2 separate regions of the Homo sapiens genome follow, and region 2 is linked to region 1. The links are chromatin loops, found by intact Hi-C in ENCODE. Cell type or tissue: ovary. All regions are shown on one strand. Each heading gives the region's core, and the rest is flanking DNA. Links, peaks and the distances in the headings are about the cores only. Region 1 overlaps CACNA1A (calcium voltage-gated channel subunit alpha1 A). Region 2 overlaps IL27RA (interleukin 27 receptor subunit alpha).

Region 1 (11,276 bases), core at 2,023-10,022:
GACAAAGCAAGTTAAAAGACCAGAAAGGAAATAAGCAGAGGACCCTGGGGTGGGGGGTGGGGGGCGGGTGGAGAGTTCAGCGCTCAGGCTGAGAACCTCAGAGCATCCATGCTCCTTCCAATGTGCCAACTATCCGATAACAAGGAAAGACAATAAGCAAAGTCCTCATAGGGTGAGAGACCTTCTCAGGCAAAAGAGGCCAGAAACCTGTAACGGGGAGAAGATTCCAAAACTTTTTAGGGAAAAAAGCAGTAGCTCCTATTCTGGTTTTCTAGCAGTTTGGCTCTTAGGTGTGCAGGAATGGCTTGATCAAGGCACCTGGCCAGCTGTGCTGGGCCTGCAGCCCTGCCCTGGGGGAGGAACAGCAGTACCAGATGGACTCTTGACAGTGGGGTGGGGAGGGTGTGGTAGGCGTGAGGTTTGAGGGTCTCCTCTCTCATCCCTTCGGCCATGATATAAAGATGCTCCCTGTTGGACTCATGTCCGTCGGCTCTTCCAAAACCCTGGGAGAGTCCCAGGCACTTGCCAGGATCCTACTGGCAAAATCTCACACCTCCCAGTTCCTGCATGATCTACAAGCCTGCCAGGGTTGACAGGATGGCCTGAAATCCCTATCCAGATCCTTTTCTTGCATAAGAATTAAAACAACAACATTCAAAATGGATTTTCAAGAGTGAAGGGTGGCTTTATGCCTGTACCAATTTCATGAGAACAATGTAAAAGCTTGACTCTGCAAACAGGCTGCCAAATTCCTGTGAGTTGTAGGCCAATTTGAATGCCCTTGTATAACTTGATATTTAAAAAGAAAACTCAGAAATTAAAAAAAAAGTCAACTCCCCAAAAGAATCATTCTGCTGTTTTTTTTTTTTTTTTTTTTTTTTGAGATGGAGTCTTGCTCCGTCACCCAGGCTGGAGTGCAGTGGCACAATCTTGGCTCACTGCAACCTTCACCTCCTGGGTTCAAGCAATTCTCCTGCCTCACCCTCCCGAGTAGCTGGGACTACAGGCCCTCCCCACCACACCCAGCTAGTTTTTGTATTTTTAGTAGAGATGGGGTTTCACCATGTTGGCCATGCTGGTCTTGGACCCCTGACCTCAAGTGATCCACCTGCCTCGGCCTCCCCAAGTGCTGGGATTACAGGTGTGAGCCATCGCACCCAGCTCATTCTGCTAATTGATCTCTGGTGGAAAAGAATTTTTGGTTCGCTTTTGCAGATTAGCTTTGTTTAAAAGAGGAGGCTAATTTTACCTCCAGAGAACCTAGAAACAGCATGTTGTAAACGATGGCCCATAATGGCAAAAGCTCAACAATTGAAAGGCTTGCTTCTGGGTCCTTTGTAGGTCATTCCCCTCCCTAAATTGTGATGGTCAACTCGGAGGATGGAGGTGGGACAGTCACCTCCTCAGCATTTTTTTTTTTTTTTGAGACAGAGTCTTGCTCTGTTGCCCAGGCTGGAGTGCAGTGGTGCAATCTTGGCTCACTGCAACCTCCACTTCCCAGGTTCAAGCAATTCTTCTGCCTCAGCCTCCCGAGTAGCTGAGATTACAGGCGCCTGCTATCACGCTTGGCTAATATTTGTATTTTTAGTAGAGACAGGGTTTTACCATGTTGCCTGGGGTTTCACCATGTTGCCCAGGCTGGTCTTGAACTCCTGACCCCAGGTGATCCATCTGCCTTGGCCTCCGAAAGAGCTAGGATTACAGGCATGAGCCACTGTGCCCGGCCCTCCTCAGCATTACAGTATGTCAGCTACAACAGAGGTCTGAGAGGAAAGTGACATTGGAGACCTGAACAGCTTGGGCTTGGTACCATTTATCTGTGCCACACTCAGTGGTGGTCACTGGGAGGATTCACAGGATAAAACCCATTCCCCTGGGCACAGGTGGCCAAGGTAAGCATTGTGTGTGGACAGGTGGATATGAGTGACATATTCACCCCACTGCCTGCCCTAGTGCCCTGAGCTACCTGCCACCTCTTGAGCCCTAGGAATCTTGGAGGCTGCTGAGCAGACCTTGCCCCAGAGGAAAGGGGCGGGGGTCCCTGCCTGAGCATGTCCTCCTGTGTCCTGGGATCTGCCTTTGTCTGAATACCATTCCTCATCAGAATGCAGGGTAGGGGGGCCAAGTCCCTGTTGCCAGACCGATGACAGAGGGTCAGCTTTCTCCAAGCTACACGGTCCAGGGGAGGCCCACATCACCCAAGGACATAGGTCATCAACAGTGCAGGGAGTGAGAGAGAAAGAGAGGGAGAGAGAGAGAGAAAGAGGAAAATAAAAAGATAGAAACTGAGAGGGGGTAAAAGGAGAAAGACGAACAGAAAGAGACAGAGAGAGGGAAGAAGAGAGAGGGAAGAGAGGGGAAAGGAGGAAGAGAAAGAGGGAGAAAGAAAAGGAGGGGAGAGGGAGGGAAGGGGCTGAAAGGCAGAGAGGGGTGGAGAAACCCGTAGGTTATTTCCATAGGAGAAGGATTCATTCCAGGCTGAGGGTGGTAAAACATTCTGGCTTTTCAGGATTTAAATTTTCTCATAGCATGATGTCTACCTGACAACTTGAAGGACCTGCTTAAATAGGTGATAGAGGGGGAGAAAAGTATATTTTATTATAATACATTCCTTTTTTTATTTTTGAGACAAAATCTTGCTTTCTCACCCAGGCTGGAGTGCAGTGGCATGATCTCGGCTCACTGCAGTCTCCATCTCCTGGGTCCAAGCAATTCTCCTGCCTTACCCACCTGAGTAGCTGGGATTACAGGCATCCGCCACCATGCCTGGCTAATTTTTGTATTTTTTAGTAGAGACAGGGTTTTGTCATGTCGGCCAGGCTGGTCTCGAACTGCTGACCTCAGGTGATCCCCCTCCCTTGGCCTCCCAAAATGCTAGGGTTACAGGCGTGAGCCACTGTGCCCAGCCTATTATAATACATTCTTATATATGCTGTTTATTAGCTAAAAAAATCATTTTTTGTGTGTGTGTGGGGGTGCGGCGGGAACAGTGCTAACTTGATAGGGAATGAATTGTATCTCGTTTTTATTTTACATTTCTCTGAATTCCAAGGGTTGATTTACCTCCATTTTTACTAGTTGCCAGCATTCTATCAGATTTCTGTTTATGTCCTTTGCCCATTTATCCATTGAGAAGTAGTGTTTCTTATTGATTTGTAACTGCTTTTCATATTTTAAAGACATGGACTCCTTGTCTTATTCGTCACAATCTTTGTCCCCTAATTTGATGTGCATTGTATTTTGTTTAATTAATTATTTATTTATTTACTTTTTAACCTACAGAACAGCTTGCTAAACCTGTTTTTTTTGTACTCATCACTATTAAAATTATTCAGTAACCATATAAAGCATAATATTCTAAATAGCAAATTCATTGATTTTTAATTTTTTAAACTTTTTATTTTTTTGAGACAAGTTCTTCCTGTGTTCCCCAGACTGGGGTGCAGTGGTGCGATTTCGGCTCACTGCAGCCTTGAACCTCCTGGGCTCAAGCAATTCTCCCACCTCAGCCTCCCGTGTAGCTGCTAGTGCAGGCATACTACCATGCCTGGCTAATTGTTTTTTTTTTTTTTTAGAGATGGGGTCTCCCTATGTTACCCAGGCTGGTCTTGGCCTCCTGGGCTCAAGCAATCTGCCTGTCTCAGCCTCCCAAAGTGCTGGGATTGCAGGTGTAAGCCACCGTGCATTGCTCTAGTAGTCAAATAGACACTGAAAAGCTTTGAGGAGAGGGAAGGATGTGGGGAGGGAGAGGAGAAGAGAAAAAGAAAAGAGTAAACGAACAAAAAGAGAGGAGAAAGAGGAGGAAGGAGTGAAAGAGAAAGAGAAAGAAGTATAATCAGCCTCCCAACCTTCATGATACATCTCCAGCTCTGAGGCATCCAAAAACTCTGGAGATTTTTTGTTCTAACACAACTTGACCTCATTGTGTTCCCAGAGAAGAATCTAAGTGTGGCCTACTTAACAGCCCTTCTACTGGAAATGGGCCACTATTTTGGCCCTCCTGACAAACCAAGTCCTCATTGTTTGGTGAGGGAGACCATTCAAGGGCCCCTCCAGATTGGCTCAGGAGGGAGCCTAGAGGCAGAGGCACAGGAGGAAGCCCCTGATTCTCTCACGATGGGAGTGAATGTGTCAAGATCCTTTCAAAACCTGTCAGGGAATCATTCACCATGATGGGCACAGCCAGGGTCCCCAAGATTTGTTTCTTGATTAAAGACTGATTAGATATTTTTCATCCCGCTCCAAATGTCTACAACTTCAGGAATGTACTGCTAAGTCTGCTATCAGGGCCCTAAGGGCTAATGGCCACTCACCTGTTGGGTACCATCTTGAAATAGTCACCCAGAACTTGGGGGCCATTTTGAAATGGTTGCCCTAGAACTTGGGTGCCATTTTGGAATGGTTACCCAGAACTAGGGTGCCACCTTGAGATGGCTGCCCAGAACTTGGGGGTCACCTTCGAGTAGCCATCCAAGACTTGGGGACCGTCTTGGAATGGCTACCCAGAACTTGAAGGCCACCTTGGAACTCAGGGACCATGTAAGAATGGCCACCAAGAATCCAGAGGCCATCTTAGCATGGTAGCCCAGAAATCAGAGGCCATCTTGGAATAGCCACCCAGAACTTGGATGCCACCTTGGAATGGTTGCCCAGAACTTGGGGGCCACCCTGGAACTCAGGGGCCATCTTGCAATGGCTGCCTAGAACTTGGGGCCATCTTGGAATAGCCACCCAGAGCTTGGGGACCATCCTGGAATGGCTACCCAGAACTTGAAGGTCACCTTGGAACTCAGGGACCATCTAAGAATGACCACCCCAAATTCAGAGGCCATCTTGGAATGATAGCTCAGAACTCAGGGGCCATCTTGGAATGGCCACCCAGAACTTGGATGCCATCTTGGGATGACTACTAAGAGCTTGGGTGCCATCCTGAAATGGCTGCCTACAACTGGGGCGCCATCTTGGAGCTGCAGGATGACACATGGCCTTTCAGAGGGCAGAGAATCCTAGGACTGCCAGGAGAAGTGAAAGACACACAAAGGGAGTCACCAGGTCTACAACTACGGGGCCTTCAGGCATAGGGAGGGGGTCAGAATTCTCATGCACATTCGTTTCCTGATTGTCTCTTTAGGGACTTTCCAAAGAGACAGCGGTTTGGGCGGCGCTTGTGGAGTAGTAGGGGGATGAGATGTTCCGGCGAGGCTAGTCTACAGGAAGCTGCACAGCAAGGGGCCAGTGATGTGGCTGAGGCCCGTTGCTGTGTGAGGAGGTAGAAGGTTGGCAGGAGGGGGGGTCCCTTCTCCTTCTTCCTCCATGGACATCATGCAAAAAGCCATCGAAGCTCTTCCTGGTGGCATGCTGATATCTCCCACGTCCCCGGAGCCCACACACCCCATCCCTAGACCCTGAGAACATGTCCTGTAATCCGATGTGTGGCCCAGGCTGGGGGTTGGGGGAAAAGAGGCAAGAGGAACCCTTGCGAGGAGACTTACGTGAAGGCAAAGGCTACCAGGGCCCCACTGACCACTATGAAGTCGAGAATATTCCAGAGGTCACGGAAGTAGGCACCCTGATGCAGGACGAGCCCCAGGTCAATCATCTGTGGGGGAGAAGAGAGGGTGCTCAGAACCCCCACCTGATCCCCACCCTGGGGTGCTGCCACCCACTCTCTAGCCTCTCGGGGAGAGGCAGGGAAGCCAATGAGGCCACCTCATCTTGCAGGGATGGGCAGTGGCCAGAGGACTCCAGGGAGGAGTGGGGAGCCCCTGCCCCATGAGGCGGCCCCCCTTTGCCTGATGGAAGCCAGCTCTGGCTTGCCGGCTCTTAGATCCAAACTTTGGGATCCTCTTTGATGCCTCTTTGTCCCAAATCCCTCATTGGTGGCTCTATCAGCAAAACTCACTGGCTCTATTTCCAGAACCTTCCAAGAATCTGTCCACTTCTCACCTCTTCTTTGGTCACCAGCCTGATCCTGTCCCCGTCATCGCCCATGGGGACCAGTGTGATCACCTGCTCACAGGTCCTCTGGCTTCCCACAGATGCCAAAGGGCACCTGTGAACACCTGGATCAAGTCCCTCCTCTGCTCAGAACACTCTATGGCCCTCACCTCACTCAAAGTAAGAGCCGAAGAGCCCTCTCTGTGATCCCCGGCACAAGGTGCCCCCTCACCTCCCCACTCATCTCTCTGTCCTTCGTTTCCCCACTGTTCTCTCACTCCGCCCAGCCACACCAGCTTCCTTGCTGCTCTTCAAACACACCAGGCATTTCTAATCCTCTGGGAGACTCATCCTCTCAAGGGGGGCATTCTTGGAGGCTCAGGATCTCCTGGAATCCCAGCTCTTTTTTTTTTTTTTTTTTTTGACAGAGTCTCGCTGTGTCACCCAGGCTGGAATGCAGTGGCAAGATCTCGGCTCACTGCAGCCTCCACATCGGCTCATTGCAGCCTAGGGTTCAAGTGATTCTCCTGCCTCAGCCTCCCGAGTAGCTGGGATTACAGACATGTGCCACCATGCCCGGCTAATTTTTGTATTTTTAGTAGAGATGGGGTTTCACCATGTTGGCCAGGCTGGCCTCAACCTCCTGATCTCAAGTGATCTGCCTGCCTCAGCCTCCCAAAGTGCTGGGATTACAGGCATGATCCACTGTGCCCAGCCCTGCACTTGCTTAAAAAAAAAAATTACCGTGTGTTCTCACTTATAATCTGCACTCACCTTGATCACCATCTCAAAGGTAAAGACGCCTGTAAAAACGTAGTCAAAGTATCGCAGCACCTGTAAGGGATAAAAGCAAGAGAGCAGTGGATCACTGGCCTGTTCCAGCAGAGCCCCGGTAAAACTAACGATCGCCTACTGGGGAGCAGAGTTTCTACCCAGAAGAGGAAACACAGCTGCTATATACAGTTGCGCAGGGCGTGCACTGCACAAGGGCCCCTCCCATCTCTTTTCATACTGCAGATTTGTATGTTGTGAATGAAATTGTCCAGCAGATGGCAGCAAATCCTAACAAAAAAATCACTGTACTAGGCCAGTTCGCTAACCCACGGGAAGGGTACCTTTTAAAATTTGCCCCAAGCCCTGTAGTGGATTAGAAGCGGCCCCAGAGAAGTTCAGGGCTGACTGTATCCTTCTTGGTGATGGATCTAATCCCCCAGTACCCTTGCTTTCCTGGGCATCCTGGGCGAGAAATAGTTGCTACGTGGTTTTTTTAAACACTGGGGCCAACTTCCTGCCACGGCATCTCTTCCTGCTTCAAGGCCAGGCCCCTGCCAGGGTAGGTTGATTTTTCCTGTGCCCCTCCCCAGGCCTGATGTTTCTGCCTGGACGAGCAATGTCCTCTGGCCCAGCCCCTGTCCAGGACACACCATAGCACACCTCTGGTGTCACCCAGGCCTGAAGATGAGGGTGCGCCGGCACAGTGTCTGGCTGGTGCTAGACATGGGGTGGACACCGGCTGGGCACGGTGGCTCGAGCCTGTAATCCCAGCACTTTGGGAGGCTGAGGCAGGCAGATCACTTGAGGTCAGGAGTTCGAGACCAGCCTAACCAAATGGCAAAACCCCGTGTCTACTAAAAATATAAAAAATTAGCTGGGCATGGTGGCGTGTGCCTGTAATTCCAGCTACTTGGGAGGCCAAGGCGTGACAGTCACTTGAACGTGGGAGGCGGAGGTTGCAGTGAGCCGAGATCGTGCCACTGCACTCCAGCCTGGGAGACAGAGACTGTCTAAAAAAAAAAAAAAAAAAAAAATCAGATCCACCCAGAAGCTGCAAGGGCTGAGCATTACTGAACATGGCCACCAGAGGGCGCTGTGAACACCAAAGAAGTCAGGCACATCCTTCCCCTGCTTACAATCCTCCGTGGCTCCCACCTCATTCAGGGATAAAAGTCAAAGTCCTCCCCGAGGCCCTCAAGCCCCTGCACGATCTGACCATTCAGCTCCCTGCCCTCACTTCCTCTCATTCTCTCCCTTGCTCACTTCCTTTTGTTCCCCAAGATGCTTCCACCTCAGGGCCTTTGCACAGGCTGTTCTGTCTCTCTGGAATGCTTTCCCCCACATCCCATTTGATTCCGTCTTTCTCCTCCTTTATGACTTAGCTCAAATAACACTTTCCCAGTGAGGACTCCCCTGACCGGCTGTTTAAATTCCATCTCCTGGTGCTTGAGATCCTCTTTACGAAGTCTCTCCTTCCCTCTGCCCACCACACCCCCGGCCACTTATCACTCCCTGAACATTTGTTGTAGTTACTGATAATCTCATTGTCCATCTCCCCCACCCAAATGTCAGCCCCACAAGGACAGGGATGTCTGTCTGTCACCATGGCGTCTCCAGCTTATAATACAGGGTCAGGAATACAGTAGGTGCTCAAGAAATGTTTGTTGAATGAATGCATCAACAGTTGGGGCTGTACTGGGTCCTGGAGGAGCTGGGCTCTGTGATCTGTGTGGTTATAACTTATATTCCTGTTATATGTGGTGCTTGAAGAGGAATCAGAGACCAGAGTGCCTGGGGTCAGGGTGAGGTGACTTCCTGGAGGGAGGGGCTGGTGCAAGGGGATTGGCTTGAAAGACCTGGGTGGGCAGAGGGGATGGTGGTGGGAGAGTATTTCAGGTGCACGAGGCAGTGGGCACAGCCTGGTCAAAGGCCTGGTGGTTTGTGGGCTCTGGGAGTGCAGGGACCATCTCATACCCTGTCAATCCTCCCTGGCTCGCTCAGTACCTGGCACATAGTAGTTGCTTATCAAATACTTACTAAAGGAATGAATGGAAGGAAAGAAGGAAGAGAGGGAGCTGGGAAAGGGCAGGCCGTGGGGGTCAGGTGAATCTAATTCTGGAGCTCTTAATAAGCTGTGCAAGAGGAAATCAAAAGACCAATAAATTAGGTTCAAGTATTCCTAATACTTAGATCTTTTTCATCTATTTGAAAATGTTATTTCCTGTGGCTCAGTCTAATCCAAAAAAGTGCTTGATCTCATTCATTACAGGGAAATGCCAAGCACAACCCCAATAAGATCTCACTCCACACCCAGCAGATCGGCCAAATGAAACAGTCGACAGTACCAAGTGTTGACAAGGATGTGGAAGAACAGGAGTTCCCATGAGCTACTGGTGCAAGGGCCACTGCGTTCATTTATTTTTTAATTTTTTTTTGAGATGGTGTCTCACTCTGTCACCCAGGCTGGAGTGCAGTGGCACAATCTTGGCTCACTGGAACCTCTGCCTCCCGGGTTCAAGCAATTCTTCTGCCTCAGCCTCCAAGTGTCTGGGATTACAGGCGCATGCTACCACGCCCGGCTAATTTTTGTATTTTTAGTAGAGACCAGGTTTTACCATATTGGCCAGTCTGGTCTCGAACTCCTGACCTCACGTGATCTACCCACCTTGGCCTCCCAAAGTGCTGGGATTACAGGTGCGAGCCCGGCCCACTGTGCCCGGCCCACTGTGTTTATTTTTATTTATTTATATATATTTTGGAGACAGGGTCTCGCTCTGTCGCCAAGGCTAGAGTGCAGTGACGCCATCTTGGCTCACTGCAACCTCCACCTCCTGGGTTCAAGTGATTCTTGTGCTTCAGCCTCCCGAGTAGCTGGGATTACAGTTGTGTGTTACCACGCCCAGATAATTTTTGTATTTTTGGTAGAGACGGGGTTTCACCATGTTGGCCAGGCTGGTCTCAAACTCCTGACCTCAGGTGATCCACCCGCCTTGGCCTCCCAAAGGGTCACTGTGTTTATTGTCCAATAAACATTCAAGCTGCATTTACTGAGGCCAACCACTTGCAAATTATATGCTCTAGAAACTTCGCTTTTGGTTTATACCCTGGAGGAATTCTTATTTATTGAGACAGGGTCTCGCTCTGTCACCCAGGTTGGAGTGCAGTGGTATGAACATGGATCACTACAGCCTTGACCTTCCAGACCCAAGTGATCCTCCCACCTCAGCCTCCCAAGTGGCTGGGACCACAGGTGTGCACCACCACGCTCGGTTAATTAAAAAAAAAAAAATTTTTTTTTTTTTTGGTAGAGGTGGGGGTCTCACTATGTTGCCCAAGCTGGTCTTGAACTCCTGGCCTCAAGCATTGCTCCCACCTTGGCCTCTCGAAGTGCTGGGATTATAGGCGTGAGCCACTGCATCTGGCCTCCTGGAGAAATTACTGTCCAGGTGACTCAGGAAACATGTTGAGGGGCGTGGCATGGGGACAGTATTCACACTTAGAAACAACCCAAACATCTGTCAACAGGGGATGGATAACACATCCCATGCCACACAGTAAATCTCAAAACAGCATCATAAAGAATGCTCATTGACCGGGCGTGGTGGCTCACGCCTGTAATCCCAGCACTTTGGGAGGCCAAGGCGGGCGGATCACTTGAGGTCAGGAGTTTGAGACCAGTCTGGCTGATAGTGTGAAACCCCGTCTCTACTAAAAATACAAAAATTAGCCGGGTGTGGTGGCGCCTGCCTGTAGTCCCAGCTACTCTGGAGGCTGAGGCAGGAGAATCGCTTAAACCCGGGAGGCGGAGGTTGCAGTGAGCCAAGATTGCACCACTGCACTCCAGCCTGGGTGACAGAGCAAGACTCCATCTCAAAAAAAAAAAAAAAAAAAAGAATGCCCATCAATCCTGCAAAAGCAACATGTACTCATTTAATGCGAAGCATAGAAGTGTCTCATTTATTGAATGTTACAGAAGAGCAAACATAAATTCAGTTTTTAAGAATTGGCCAGTGTTGGCCAATTACAGGCATGTAAGAATTGGAATTACATGCCTGTAATTCCAGAGCTCTGGGAATCTGAGGAGGGAGGATTGCTTGAGGTCAAGAGTTCGAGACCAGCCTGGCAACATAGCGAGGCCCGTTTCTACAAGCATTTAAAAATTAGCTGGGTGTGGTGGTGCATGCCTGTGGTCCTAGCTACCTGGGGGGCTGAGGTGGGAGGATCACTTGAGCCCGGGACGTTGAGGCTGCAGTGAGCCATGATCACGTTACTGCACCCCAACCTGGGCGACAGAGAGAGACATTGTCTCTTAAAAAAAAAAAAAAAAAAAGCCTGTGCAGGTGGGAAAAAGAGAGAAGCCAAAAACGCTCATTCCAGAAGCTGGGGTCGTGGTTACCGGTAAGGCAGGGTTTCTCAAGCTGGGCTCTGTGGACATTTGGGTCTGGATCATCCTCTAGAGTGGGGGCTGTCCTGGGCATCGGCGGGTGCTGAGCAACATCCCTGGCCTCCACCCACCAGATGCCAGGAGCACCTCCCCCCTCCTGTCGTGACAACCAAAAATGTCT
Region 2 (8,000 bases), core at 1-8,000, 770 kb after region 1:
GGGTCTCAGTATGTGACTGCTTGAGGCCAAGAGTTAGAGGAGACCAGCCTGGGCAACATAGCAAGACCCCATTTCTACAAAAAATTTAAAAATTAGCTGAACATTGTGATGCACACCTGTTATCCCAGCTACTCTGGAGGCTGAGGCAGGAGGATTGCTTGAGCCTAGGAGTTCAAGGTTGCAGTGATCTATGATCGCACTGCTCCAGTTACAGAGTGAGGTCGTGTCTCTAAAAAAAAAAAAAAAAAAAAAGAGAGAGAGGAAAGGGCCGGGCGCAGTGGCTCACGCCTGTAATTCCAGTACTTTGGGAGGCCGAGACAGGCGGATCACCTGAGGTCGGGAGTTCGAGACCAGCCTGACCAACATGGAGAAACCCTGTCTCTACTAAAAGTACAAAACTAGCCGGGAGTGGTGGCGCATGCCTGTAATTCCAGCCACTAGGGAGGCTGAGGCAGGAGAATCGCTTGAACCTGGGAGGCAGAGGTTGCGGTGAGCCAAGATCGCACCATTGCACTCCAAGCTGGGCAACAAGAACAAAAATCTGTCTCAAAAGAAAAAAAAAAGAGAGAGAGAAAGCAAGGAAGGAAGGGAGGGAGGGAGGAAAGAAGGGAGAGGGAGAGGAAGGGAAGGAAAGAAAGAAAAAGAGAGAGAGAAAAGAGCAGTTATGACCAGGTATGGTGGCTCATGCCTGTAATCTTAGCAATTTGGGAGGCCGAGGTGTGTGCATCACTTGAGGTCAGGAGTTCGAGACCAGCCTAGCCAACATGGTGAAACCCCATCGCTACTAAAAACACAAAAAAATTGGCCAGGTGTGGTGGCACACGCCTATAATTCTAGCTACTTGGGAGGATGAGGTGGGAGGATCACTTGAACCCAGGAGGCAGAGGTTGCAGTAAGCCAAGATCACGACATTATACTCCAACCTAGGTGACTGTCTTAAAAAAAAAAAAGAAAAAGAGCAGTTACTTTTATTACCCTCATTTTGTAGATGAGGAAACTGATGCACAGAGAAGTTAAGTCACTTACTCAAGGTCACACAGCTCTGAAGCAGCAGAGGTGGGATTTGAACCCAAGCAGAGCAGGCTGCAGCCACTCTGTTGGCACAAGGGTGGTTATCAGTGGCCCTGGCTCTAGCCGAGTGTGCATCTCATCCCCGCCTCTCTCCTCACAGCCGTTCCAACAAAACCCAGACTGTGGCAGTGGCAGCCGGACGGAGCTGGGTGGCCATTCCTCGGGAACAGCTCACCATGTCTGACAAACTCCTTGTCTGGGGCACTAAGGCAGGCCAGCCTCTCTGGCCCCCCGTCTTCGTGAACCTAGAAACCCAAAGTAACGTGGCAGGAGGGTGGGCGCTCTATGCGGGGTGGGTGCTCTTGGAGGGCGTGGCTCACTACACCCTAGTTTCCCCTTCCCCAGTGAAGCCAAACGCCCCCCGGCTGGGCCCTGACGTGGACTTTTCCGAGGATGACCCCCTGGAGGCCACTGTCCATTGGGCCCCACCTACATGGCCATCTCATAAAGTTCTGATCTGCCAGTTCCACTACCGAAGATGTCAGGAGGCGGCCTGGACCCTGGTGAGTGCTGGGGTCCTTTTCTCCCCACCCTATTCCGGGCGGGGACTGAGGCAACATCTCCTAATCTGAGACCCAGCCCAGGACTCATTCTGTGCCTGCCCCTGAGCCTGTATGCCTCCCACTCAAAATGCCTGCATGTGCCTCTTGTTCAGCTACAAATTCTCCTCCCATGGCTGGGCACGGTGGTTCACGCCTGTAATCCCAGCACTTTGGGAGGCTGAGGGGGATGGATCACTTGAGGTCAAGAGTTCGAGACCAGCCTGGCCAACATGGTGAAATCCCATCTCCACTAAAAATACAAAAATTACCTAGGCATGGTGGTGGGCGCCTGTAATCCCAGCTACTGAAAGCTGAAGCAGGGGAATCACTGGAACCCGAGAGGCAGAGGTTGCAGTGAGCTGAGATTGGGCCACTGTGCTCCAGCCTGAGCTACAGAGTGAGACTCAGTCTCAAAAAAAAAAAATTTTTTTTCTCCTGCCAAAATAATCTATCACCCGGTCACAGTGGCTCATTTCTAAAATCCCAGCACCTTGGGAGGCTGAGGCAGGAAGATTGTTTGAGGTCAAGAGTTTGAGACCAGCCTGGGCAGGATAGCAAGACTCGTCTCTAAGAAGTTAAAAAATAATCTGACCAGGTGCGGTGGCTCACACCTGTAATCCCAGCACTGTGGGAGGCCAAGGAGAGTGGATCACCTGAGGTCAGGAGTTCGGGACCAGCCTGGCCAACATGGTGAAACCCCATCTCTACTAAAAATACAAAAAAGTAGCTGGGCGTGCTGGTGGGTGCCTGTAGTCCCAGCTAATTGAGAGGCTAAGGCAGGAGAGAATCACTTGAACCCAGGAGGTGGAGGTTGCAGTGAGCTGAGATCGTGCCACTGCACTCCACACTCCAGCCTGGCAACAGAGCAAGACTCCGTCTCAAAAAAAAAAAGAAGAAGAAGAGTTCAGAATTGTGATTATTCATGCAATTCAGAGCAACACTGAGATGCAGAATTTTTTTTTTTTTTTTTGAGATGGCGTTTTGCTCTTAATTGCCCAGGCTGGAGTGCAATGGCATGATCTCGGCTCACTGTAACCTCCACCATCTAGGTTCAAGCGATTCTCCTGCCTCAGCCTCCCGAGTAGCTGGGATTACAGGCATGTGCCATCATGCCCGGCTCATTTTGTATTTTCAGTAGAGACGGGGTTTCTCCATGTTGGTCAGGCTGGTCTTGAACTCCTGACCTCAGGTGATCCACCCACCTGGGCCTCCCAAAGTGCTGGGATTACAGGCATGAGCCACTGCACCCGGCCCCCTTTTTTTTTTGAGACGGAGTCTCACTGTGTTGCCCAGGCTGGAGTGCAGTGGTGCCATCTCAACTCACTGCAACCTCCACCTCTCAGGTTCAAGTGATTCCCCCACCTCAGCCCCTCAAGTAGGTGGGATTACAGGCATGTGCCACCATGCCCAGCTAAGTTTTTGTATTTTTTTTAATAGAGATGGGGTTTCGCTATTTGGCCAGGCTGGTCTCGAACTCCTGACCTCAGGTGATCCACCCACCTCCACCTCCTAAAGTGTTGGGATTACAGGCGTGAGCCACCTCACCCGGCTGAGATGCAGACTTTGGAATCTGACTACCTCAGTGCTCAGCTCCAGCACACCAGCTCTGTGACCTTGGGCTAGTCACTTTCCCTCTCTGGGCCTCAGTTCCCTCGTCTGTAAAACGAGATAATAATAGAAGTTACCACTTCCTGCTATACCTAGCACATAGAGTGACCACCTTTTCTCTGTCTGCTCGGGACTGTGGCAATTTTTTTGACAGGCCCATGTTCTGGAAACCCCCTTGGTCCTGGGCAAATACAAATGGTTGCTCACTCTGCTGATAGATAAGTTCAAGTACCAGCTAGGCGCAGTAGCTCTAATCCCAGCACTTTGGGAGGCCGAGGTGGGCAGATCACCTAAGGTCAGGAGTTCAAGACCAGCCTGGCCAAGATGGTGAAACCCCGTCTCTACTAAAAATACAAAAATTGGCTGGGCTTGGTGGCTCACACCTGTAATCCCAGCACTGTGGGAGGCCGAGGCGGGCGGATCACGAGGTCAGGAGATCGAGACCATCTTGGCCAACATGGTGAAACTCTGTCTCTACTAAAATACAAAAAATTAGCTGGGCATGGTGGCGCGTGCCTGTAATCCCAGCTACTTGGGAGGCTGAGGCAGGGGAATCGCTTGAACCCAGGAGGCAGAGGTTGAAGTGAGCTGAGATCGTGCCACTGCACTCCAGCCTGGCGACAGAGCAAGACTCTGCCTCAAAAAAAAAAAAAAAAAAATTAACCAGGTGTGGTGGTGGGTGCCTGTAATCCCAGCTACTCAGGAGGCTGAGGCAGGAGAATTGCTTGAACCCAGGAGGGAGAGGTTGCAGTGAGCCAAGATCACACCACTGCACTCTAGCCTGGGCCACAACGAGACTGTCTCAAAACGAAAAACAAAGGAAAAAAAAAAAGATAAGTTCAAATACCCTTGACTCAGGCCCTGGGCCCATCACGCTCGCCTGTCTCTCCCCCAGCTGGAACCGGAGCTGAAGACCATACCCCTGACCCCTGTTGAGATCCAAGATTTGGAGCTAGCCACTGGCTACAAAGTGTATGGCCGCTGCCGGATGGAGAAAGAAGAGGATTTGTGGGGCGAGTGGAGCCCCATTTTGTCCTTCCAGACACCGCCTTCTGGTGAGGATATCTGGGCTTGCCCTCAATCCACGCCCCTCCCACCCCCAGAAGTCTGTCCAATCATGTCCCACTCATTTGTTCCCCGTTTCCTCATCCTTGCCAGCTCCAAAAGATGTGTGGGTATCAGGGAACCTCTGTGGGACGCCTGGAGGAGAGGAACCTTTGCTTCTATGGAAGGTGAGCTTCAGGCACCAGTTACATTTCTCTGCACGTGTTAGGAAACCCCTAAATAACAATGACATAAGGCCGGATGCAGTGGCTCACGCTTGTAATCCCAACACTGCTGTGGGAGGCCGAGGAGGGTGGATCACTTGAGGTCAGCAGTTGGAGACCAGCCTGGCCAACATGGTGAAACCCCATCTCTACTAAAAATACAAAACTTCACGGGGAGTGGTCGTGGGCGCCTGTAATCCCAGCTACTCTGGAGGCTGAGGCAGAAGAATCACTTGAACCCAGGAGGTGAAGGTTGCAGTGAGCCGAGATCACACCACTGCACTCCAGCCTGGGCAACAAGAGTGAAACTCCGTCTCCAAAACAAAAAACAAACAAAACCCAATGACATAAACAAGACAGAGTTTACCATGCTGCCCCCTTGAGGTTGCTTCGAAGATTCAAGGATGGGTTGCTAAAGTGGTCAGCACAGGGTGGGGCATGGAGCAAGTCTCCACCAATGTCAGCTGCTTCCGAGAGGTCTGAGCCATAAGGATGGGTGCAGATATTCCGGGCAGGGGCAGCAGATGCAAAAACCTGACAGCGAGACTGGAGCTCAGCTCCAGAAAATATAACACAGTGTGCTAAGAGTTTATTTATTCATTTATTTATTTTGAGATGGAGTCTCGCTCTGTTGCCCAGGCTGGAGTGCAGCAGCGTCATCTCATCTCAGCTCACTGCAACCTCCACCTCCCAGGTTCAAGCCATTCTCTGCCTCAGCCTCCCAAGTAGCTGGGATTACAGGTGCCCCCCCACCACGCCCGGCTAATTTTTGTATTTTTAGTAGAGATGGGGGTTTCACCATCTTGGCCAGGGGGGCCTTGAACTCCTGACCTCATGATCCAGCCACCTCGGCCTCCCAAAGTGCTGGAATTACAGGCGGGAGCCACCGCGCCTGGCCTGTGCTAAGAGTTTAAATGCTAGTATCAAAAGGGTATTAATAGGCTGGGCATGGTGGCTCATGCCTGTAATCCCAGCACTTTGAGAGGCTCAGGTGGGCAGATCACTTGAGGTCAGGAGTTCGAGACCAGCCTGGCCAACATGGTGAAACCCCATCTCTACTAAAAATACAAAAATTAGCTGGGCCTGGTGGCAGGCACCTGTAATCCCAGCTACTTAGGAGGCTGAGACAGGAGAATCGCTTGAACCTGGGAGGTGGAGGTTGCAGTGAGCTGAGCTCGAGCCACTGCACTCCAGTCTGGGCAACAAGAGCAAGACTCTGTCTCACAAAAAAAAAAAAAAAAAAGGTATTATAAAATGGCTGACAAGGTGCAATTATCCTCACTGATTCAAATCTGTGAAGCACCTGCTATGTGCCAGGTGGCATTGCTTGACCCTTGCTCTCAGTAAATAAGCAAAGGAACACGATGACAGGTGTGGTTTTCCACCTTCTTAGACCACACAATCCAGTATCTTTTATTTATTTATGTATTTGAGATGGAGTGTCACTCTTGTTGCCCAGGCTGGAGTGCAATGGGGCGATCTTGGCTCACCGCAACCTCCGCCTCCTGGGTTCAAGCGATTCTCCTGCCTCAGCCTCCTGAGTAGCTGTGATTATAGGCGCCCGCCACCACACCCGGCTAATTTTTGTATTTTTAGTAGAGACGAGGTTTCACCATGTTGGCCAGGCTGGTCTCGAACTCCTGAAATCAGGTGATCTGCCCACTCGGCCTCCCAAAGTGCTGGGATTACAGGTGTGAGCCACCGTGCCTGGCCGATATTTTAAAAAATTAAATCAGCAAACTAGAGTTCAAGGACCAACTGCCTGTTTTCAGAAATACAGTTTGATTGGAACCAAGACCAGGGTTAGGGAGGTGAGCAGGGTAGGGTCACACAGGTGCAGGATCAAATCCTGTTTTTACTTTAAAATCTTGATATTTTGGACCGAGTGGGTGGCTCATACCTGTAATCCCAGCACTTTGAGAGTCTGAGGCAGGAGGACCACTTGAGGCCAGGAGTTCGAGACCAGCCTGGGCAACATAGCAAGCTACCCATCTATACAGAGAATAAAACATTACCAGGGGCCGGGCACAGTGGCTCAGCCTGTAATCCCAACACTTTGGGAGGCCGAGGCGGGTGGATCATAAGGTCAGGAGTTCAAGACCAGCCTGGCCAAGATGGTGAAACCCCCATCTCTACTAAAAATACACAAATTAGCCGGGCGTGGTGGCAGGCACCTGTAATCCCAGCTACTTAGGAGGCTGAGGCAGGAGAATCTCCTGAACCCGGGGAGGTTGCAGTGAGCTCAGATTGCGCCACTGCACTCCAGCCTGGGTGACAGAATGAGACTCTGTCTCCAAAAAAAAAAAAAAAAATTAGCGGGGTGTGGTGGCATGCGTCTATAGTCCCAGCTACTGGGGAGGCTGAGGTGGGAGGATCACTTCAGCCTAGGATGTTGAGGCTGCAGTGAGCTATGATTGCACCACCGCACTTCAGCCTGTACAATAGTGAGAACTTATGTCAAAAAGAAAAAAAAAAAAAAGATGGCTGGGCGTGGTGGCTCACGCCTGTAATCCCAGCACTTTGGGAGGCCGAGACGGGCGGATTTTTTTTTTAAGAGACAAGGTCAGGAGATCAAGACCATCCTGGCTAACATGTGAAACCCCGTCTCTACTAAAAATACAAAAAATTAGCCGGACGTGGTGGCAGGCGCCTGTAGTCCCAGGTACTGGGGAGGCTGAGGCAGGCGAATGGCGTGAACCCGGGAGGCAGAGCTTGCAGTGAGCCGAGATGGCGCCACTGCACTCCAGCCTGGGCGACAGAGCGAGACTCTGTCTCAAAAAAAAAAAAAAAGTTGATATTTTGTTTGTCATGGGTTTTTAGGCATTAATTTTCATTTATTACAATACTGCATTAAAATATTATTTATCTCACTTATTGGGTTTTTGGTATCCCCCACTCCCTTTTAAATTTTGCACCTGGCCAGGTTTGCTGACTCACGCCTGTAATCCTAGCACTTTGGGAGGCTGAGGCAGGCAGATCACTTGAGGTCAGGAGTTTGAGACCAGCCTGGCCAACATGGTGAAACCCCGTCTCTACTAAAAATACAAAAATTAGCCGGGCGTGATGGCAGGCGCCTGTAATCCCAGCTACTCAGGAGGCTGAGGCAGGAACATCGCTTGAACCCGGGAGGTGAAGGTTGCAGTGAGCCGAGATCACGCCACTTCACTCCAGTCTGGGTAACAGAATGAAGACTCCGTCTCAAAAAACAAACAAACAAACAAACAAAAAATGCTTCACTGACCGGTGGTTTATCAGGTGACCTCAGGGAGACACATATATGTGCGTGATTAATGGGAGACATTAACCCCTTTTTCCCTTCATCTCTCAGGCCCCAGGGCCCTGTGTGCAGGTGAGCTACAAAGTCTGGTTCTGGGTTGGAGGTCGTGAGCTGAGTCCAGAAGGAATTACCTGCTGCTGCTCCCTAATTCCCAGTGGGGCGGAGTGGGCCAGGGTGTCCGCTGTCAACGCCACAAGCTGGGAGCCTCTCACCAACCTCTCTTTGGTCTGCTTG

What was found. A loop is a pair of places that touch in the nucleus more often than their neighbours do. Peaks named below come from ENCODE experiments on the same cell type or tissue, not always from the same donor. Only the 100,000 strongest peaks of a DNase experiment are listed, where the experiment ranks them.
Region 2: it touches region 1 in a loop (5-fold over the local background); 2 of 110 quality-filtered maps call a loop at or near these places.

Annotation. Positions count from the first base shown.
Region 1 is chr19:13,270,358-13,281,633 of GRCh38, forward strand. It overlaps CACNA1A (calcium voltage-gated channel subunit alpha1 A), which reads right to left. Exons shown (of 47, transcript NM_001127222.2): 23 at 6,712-6,771; 24 at 5,493-5,599. Among named protein-coding and RNA genes, the nearest start is that of IER2, 130 kb to the left of the region's middle. RefSeq lists enhancers at 4,647-5,846, 4,947-5,026, 5,047-5,116, 5,137-5,186, 7,285-7,454 and a silencer at 6,905-6,964. In ovary, for the core only: a CTCF peak has its summit at 6,976 (motif pointing right); no DNase peak of the experiment used is centred there.
Region 2 is chr19:14,038,337-14,046,336 of GRCh38, forward strand. It overlaps IL27RA (interleukin 27 receptor subunit alpha), which reads left to right. Exons shown (of 14, transcript NM_004843.4): 3 at 1,172-1,329; 4 at 1,417-1,574; 5 at 4,117-4,276; 6 at 4,380-4,453; 7 at 7,818-8,000. Among named protein-coding and RNA genes, the nearest start is that of IL27RA, 11 kb to the left of the region's middle. RefSeq lists an enhancer at 4,483-4,983. In ovary, for the core only: a CTCF peak has its summit at 4,906 (motif pointing left); no DNase peak of the experiment used is centred there.